Regions from separate parts of the Homo sapiens genome. Here region 1 is linked to region 2. The links are chromatin contacts, found by Hi-C or POLR2A ChIA-PET in ENCODE. All regions are on one chromosome and are shown on one strand. Each heading gives the region's core, a stretch centred on a gene start or an enhancer-like site at or near the end of the contact. The rest is flanking DNA. Distances are from core to core; before and after follow the strand shown.

Evidence for each region. A loop is a pair of places that touch in the nucleus more often than their neighbours do. ChIA-PET counts read pairs that join two places held with the same protein, here RNA polymerase II (POLR2A). Pooled maps may share reads with other maps.
Region 1: a loop to region 2 is called in a pooled map, with 3 times the contacts of the local background. The contact joins the enhancer-like site here to the promoter of METTL6 in region 2. A Hi-C loop is called at or near these places in 3 of 50 pooled maps. POLR2A ChIA-PET finds 5 or more read pairs at or near these places in 4 of 52 experiments (GM10248, H1, MCF 10A and 1 more).

Annotation. Positions count from the first base shown.
Region 1 is chr3:15,309,291-15,312,163 of GRCh38, reverse strand. The region is part of intron 2 of SH3BP5 (SH3 domain binding protein 5); the gene reads left to right. Among named protein-coding and RNA genes, the nearest start is that of SH3BP5, 22 kb to the left of the region's middle. Within about 2 kb of position 1,308, at least 13 of the 41 ENCODE cell types and tissues checked have a DNase peak (open chromatin) inside an H3K27ac peak, as active enhancers do.
Region 2 is chr3:15,426,271-15,429,224 of GRCh38, reverse strand. METTL6 (methyltransferase 6, tRNA N3-cytidine) reads left to right here and starts at 1,681. Exons shown (of 6, transcript NM_152396.4): 1 at 1,681-1,823; 2 at 2,590-2,938. The coding sequence starts at 2,714. It overlaps EAF1 (ELL associated factor 1), which reads right to left and starts at 1,627. Exons shown (of 6, transcript NM_033083.7): 1 at 1,343-1,627. The coding sequence starts at 1,445. RefSeq lists an enhancer at 1,271-1,550 and a silencer at 1,547-1,710.

The DNA.
Region 1 (2,873 bases), core at 59-2,558, 120 kb after region 2:
TGGAAAACTCTACTGAACGCTCAGAATGACAGTGAAAATGGCAAGTCTTTATTAATGAAAATGGCTTCCATCTTGCAGACTCCTTGAAAAGGTTTCCAGGTGCCCCACCCCCACCCCCACCAGTGGTTTCGCCAGACCACGCTCTGAGAACCACTGGTGAAGTGACTGGCACACTGGACTACAAGACTGAAGATGGCTGGTTGCAGTGGCTCACGCCTGTAATCACAACAGTTTGGGAGGCCGAGGCAGGAGAATCGCTTGAGCCCAGGAGTTTGAGACCAGCCTGGACAACACAGACCTCATCTCTACAAAAAATTTAAAAATTAGCCGGGTGTGGTCATACGTGCCTCTAGTCCCGGCTACTTGGGAGGCTGAGGTAGGGGCATTGCTTGAGCCCAGGAGGTGGAGGCTGCAGTGAGCCATGATTGCGACACTGCATCCAGCTTGGGTAACAGAGAGAGATCCTGTCTCAAAAAACAAAAAACAAAAAATACTGAAGATGTCTGCTTACATCTAACGCTTGACACTTGATAGTCCTGTGACTTTATGCAAAGACATTAGGTCACCTGGAACTCCAAGGCTCCAGTTTTCTTTGTTTTTCTTTTTTTGAGACAGAATGTCTGTCACCCAGGCTGGAGTGCAGTGGCGTGATCTCAGCTCACTGCAACCTCCACTTCCTGGGTTCAGGCAATTCTCCTGCCTCAGCCTCCCGAGTAGCTGGGATTACAGGCACCTACCATGCCCGACTAATTTTTGTGTTTTTAGTAGAGATGGGGTTTTGCCATGTTGGCCAGGCTGGTCTCGAACTCCTGACCTCAGGTGATGTGCCTGCAGCCTCCCAAAGTGCTGGGATTACAGGAGTGAGCCACCGCACCTGGCCTCCAGTTTTCTTATCTGTAAACTCGGGATGGAAATTCTGGCTGAGCCTGTTTTACAGGGTTGTTGTGTGTCTCAGATAATGCCTGGGAAACCTCTTTCTGCCAACTGAAAGTGGTATACTTGTAAATGGCATTAGTAAGGATCTTTTGAAGTTTGGTGTCGTCTCTAACATGTAGGACAGTTATTTTTAAAACATCACCATCCCATCTTTATCTCACTTAATTCTGGGGACACCTGTGAAGAGGAAAAGCCAGGATTCTCAGTTTCCAGGCAAGGTAATTGAGGTGAGCAGGTGAGCGATTGGCCAGAAAACACTGACTCATCCTGTGTGCTTCATGTTCAACCTGCATGCTGCTTCCACTGTATACTGGTGCTGGCTGGTGTGGTTTAGCTTGAGCTCTTATCTGACACAAGGCTGTTTGTCTGACACACTGACACAGTCAAACAGGGAGACTCTACCACCCCCAGCAATTCTTTGCTTGAATAAATTACCTTCAGTCTGAGTCACCTAATGGATGAAACACAATTTTCACATTTGAAGAGCTGAGGCCTCCTCCAAGCAGAGGGAACTGTTTAAGAACTCTTTCAAGTGCTGATCTAAAAACTCCCTTGGTAAACAGCCCTGGGATGGTAAACGGATTCTTTTTCTTGACTGGTGGAAGATCTGCTTGCTCTCTCAGATAAGTTTGTACTTTTGAGCCACTCCCCTCCATGGCTCATTTTCTGCAGGGAAAGCAGTCAGCTTACTCTCCTCCCTGGACATTCCTGAAGCCACCCCCACTCTGATCTTGGAAAACACATTTGCTTGTAATTGCAGGAGACAAAGGATCACAGTCAAGTCTTTTCTTTAAGAAACAAGACAGAAAGTCTAAGTTCAATTGTGGCAAGGTGGTTTTAAGATGTATTGAAAGAAATGCTTTATAAAAGCTAGGTTGAACTAAATTCCACAGACTCTGCTCCTTATACACATGGCTTTATTGTTAGGCTCTCCCCTCATGATGCCAGGATGGCTGCTATCTGCTGCAGGCTTTCATTCCATCCTCTTAAACATCTCAAGTGGAAGAAATTTCCTCTAACAGTTGCAGAAAGGTCCCGAAATGAAGTCTCATTGGTTATGATGGGTCATGTCTATCGCCCCTGCTCATCGAACAATCACTGTGGCTAGGAGTATGACTGTGGCCAGGCCCTGTCACATCACTAGGGACTGAGAGGTGGGGGTGAGGACCAAGGAATATTACGGCTGTAACACTGGGGAGACAGGAAAGATTTTGGTTTGTGGCCTCTCATACCTCAATACTTCTGGGAACTGTTACCCAAGTAGCTGTGATCCTCAGTGGAATGGAAACAACTGGGTGGGCTTTTTCTTATGGGGGGGGGGTGGAGCGGGGAAGACTGGCTTTGTGTTCAGTTTCAATGCATCTTTGATGAATAGGCTTGTTGGTGGTTGGAAGTCAGCCAGTCATGCATCATTCCTGGCAGCACAGCCTCATTTATAGAAGGAAACGCTGATGTCAAATCAAGTCTTCTGGGTTTAATACCCTTTGATGGTCACACACTTAGTACAGATAGTCACAAAAAGGGCATCAAGTCAGACTGGCAGGCCCTGAACCTGCCCATCAGAATCACCTGAGGAGTCTTTTAACATACTCTGCACCCAGGTAACAATTTTGTAAAACCTAAATTTGATCAGGTCATGCCCCTGCTTAGAAAAATCTATGATATTTTACAGTTGAAAACAAAAAAGCAGGCATGGTGTTGTACACCTGTAGTCCCAGCTACTTGGAAAGGGCAGGAGGATCCCTTGAGCCCAGGAGTTTGAGGCCACAGTGTGATATGATCATGCCTGTGAATAGCCACCATACTCCAGCCTGGGCATCATAGCAAGACTCTGTCTCTTAAGAAGACAAAAACCCCATCGATTCTCGGCCTTTTGGCTAAGATCAAGTGAAAACAAAAACCCAAAAAACCCCCAAAAACAAAAACACAAAATCAAA
Region 2 (2,954 bases), core at 432-2,931:
TCAGCCAGTTCCACAGCTTTAACAAAGACACTTCGTAGATGTTCATAGCAGACAACTGAACTGTATCTCCGCAAGTTATCCTGCTCGTGTTTCTAAACTGCAGTTAGAATACAACATAATAGCCATCTTAATTCACATTCACACCTGCCTCAAACTGCAGGACAGGTGCACACATGAACTATATGATTTAAATTCCACATTGCCCTTCACCAAAAGAAAACATCAACTTAGTAAACTCTTCAGGAAATGATGTTCTTATCTTATTCCCATCTCTTCTCTCTGAAAGAGCTGGATCTGCTGTCAGTAGGAAGCATAGCAATGGCATGGCAAGTGACTACACAAAGATGGGATTTCATTATCTAAAACGCCCTCTTCACATGTGTTGAGTCACATCTATTAGGTCCTCTGACAAAAACAAGTCTTAACAACAGCGTTAGCACCACGGAAACCAGAAGTTCATGAATCACGGAGGGATGCTCTGTCAGCCAATTCCTAACTGCCAAACCTTCACCCAGGACATAGGGTGGAAGTGCACTCTCTCAACAGCGTCTATAATTATGTAGAAAAAGGTCCGGCATAATGACTATTTGGACATTCCTTACGCCTGCTCTCTTCTGCTTCCAAACGTAGACCAATCTTTAACCTATCCCAGGCTCACGAACTCTGATTTGACTCTTTACCCACAAGGAACTTGGTCTGGAGGAAAAGCCCGGGTGGTATAGGTGACCTCAAAAGACATCCAAGTCAAATGAAGCACAGAAAGGAGATGGAAGAAGACTCTGATGAGGCGCAGAGAGGATGCCAATTCTTTGGCTGTAGAGGGGACAAAGCACAGTATTTGGGAGTCCAGGACCAAGTCGGAGGAGAAAAGCAGGGAAGAGAATGGGTTCTAAGGCAGTGGATGAGGCTCATAACAAACAAGAAGCGTCTTTTAAATGTGGAGAACCCTGATGGGAGCATCGGAAAGGAGGGGAGGGGTTTCGAGGGAGAAGTGGACCCGGATAAGAGGGGGGAGGTTTGCCTTGGGGGAGGGAGGTTTGCCTTAGGGGCGAGGTTGGGGGCGGGGAGGGATGGAAATGGAAAGAGGCCAAAGACCTTTGGAACTAGTGTTTGAGACTGTGAGGTAGAAGAATAGTAGGGAGTGACGAAGATTTGGGAGAAATAATCTGGGTAAAAGAAGGGACAAATCGATGTCCCAAAGGATTTGGGGTTCGAGAGAAAGTAACTGACGCTGGCAGGGGGTTCCCTGGAATCTGAAGGGCCGAGGGAAGAAAGGAAGGAGTCAAGGTTGATATGTGGCGGCTGGAGCGGCCGAAGGGAACCGTGGGGAGCGCTGACTTACAACGAATAGTGTGGAAGGAGGCCCGCGGCCGCTTCTCGAAGCTCTCCCCGAGCCTCAGGCAATGTTCCTCGCGGTCCAGCAGCGGGTTTGCGGTCCCATTCATGGCCCCGCACCTGCCTCGCACCCAGATCGGCGCTCTCCCGGTGCAGCCGCGATCCGAGCTTCTGGCGCTGGCGTCTGGGAGGACTGTGCTTCCGGGCCACCGCTCTGGAAGACAAGGAGAGCCGAGCCGGCACCCACCCGGGTCCAGAAGCAAGTTCTCTCCTCTGCGTGGGGGTGAGAGAGGAATCTGAGGAGGCAAGGCCGTGGGACTTCCGGCGTCGGGTAGGAACTTCCGGGTTCCTAGCGGAAGTGGCGGGGGCGGTGCCATGGCAAAAGAACTCCCGGATAATCCGAATTCGTGGTCCTCAGAATTGGTTTAGGGTTGTTTCGCGGTTCTTCCCGTATTCTGCCTCCGAGGCCCAGTGGGGCTGGCTGTGGGGTGAGTGCGCCTGGCCCTAGCCCTGCAGGTGAATTTAGGAACTGATGACGGTGAGCCCTGAGCGTGGCTGACTAAATTAACGCGGGTCGGCTAGCCATCATGGACGCCCTCCTCAGGGTCTAGGGGCCCATGCAGCCTAGTCTATCCTGAGGGTCCTGAGATGGATCCTCGGGACCTCAGCCACGCGTCATTGGGTCTCTTTCTCCACTTTGCCCGGTGATGGCGGTGCGAGGGTCTCAGTCCCTGCAAAGTGACGCTCCCTCTGGTTCCTATGACAGCCTCTTGTGAGTGTGATCAGGAAATGAGCCCACCCAGGCTTAGCTTCATTTCCCCCGAAAAAACGGAGGTCCGACCCTTGGGAAACGATGACCTCACTTGTATCTGACAATTGACCACCCGCTTCCAGCTAAGGCCATTGTGGTTTTTAAGTCACCCCTTTCGCGGGCACCGAAAATTGAGGAATATTTTCTTCGCAAGGTTTCCCAGTCAGTTCTTGAGAGCGTCCTTTTTCGTAAACTAAATCGATTTATTGTAATAGTTGACTCATCTGGTTTGAATAAAAGTATGGTGCATGAGATAGTCTGGCCACTGAAATGAATGTAAGCCCACTGAAGGTAGGGACTGTGTGTTTGTCTTCTTTGTGACCTCTCATATAGCGGGAAGGATTTTTTTTTGTACAGTCTGCATCTCATAAACATTTGGTGAATTGAACCTGGCGTCTTGAACTGTAACCACTAACCAGAATCTAATTCTTTTCTCTGCGAAGCCCCCTGTGCTGTTTGAGGCGTGAAACTCACCTCAGGAAATGTATCTGATCCATTAGCGTGGATTCATATTATTTGGTGATGGAGAATCTTCAGCTGTGTTAAGTGTTACCGTCAGTTTCAGAGATGGCTTCTTTGCAAAGGAAAGGGCTGCAGGCAAGGATTCTCACCTCTGAAGAAGAGGAGAAACTGAAAAGAGACCAAACTTTGGTGTCTGATTTTAAACAGCAGAAATTGGAACAAGAGGCTCAGAAAAATTGGGATCTTTTTTACAAAAGAAATAGCACTAATTTCTTCAAAGACAGACACTGGACCACCAGAGAGTTTGAGGAGCTAAGATCATGTAGAGAGGTAAGCTAATATTACG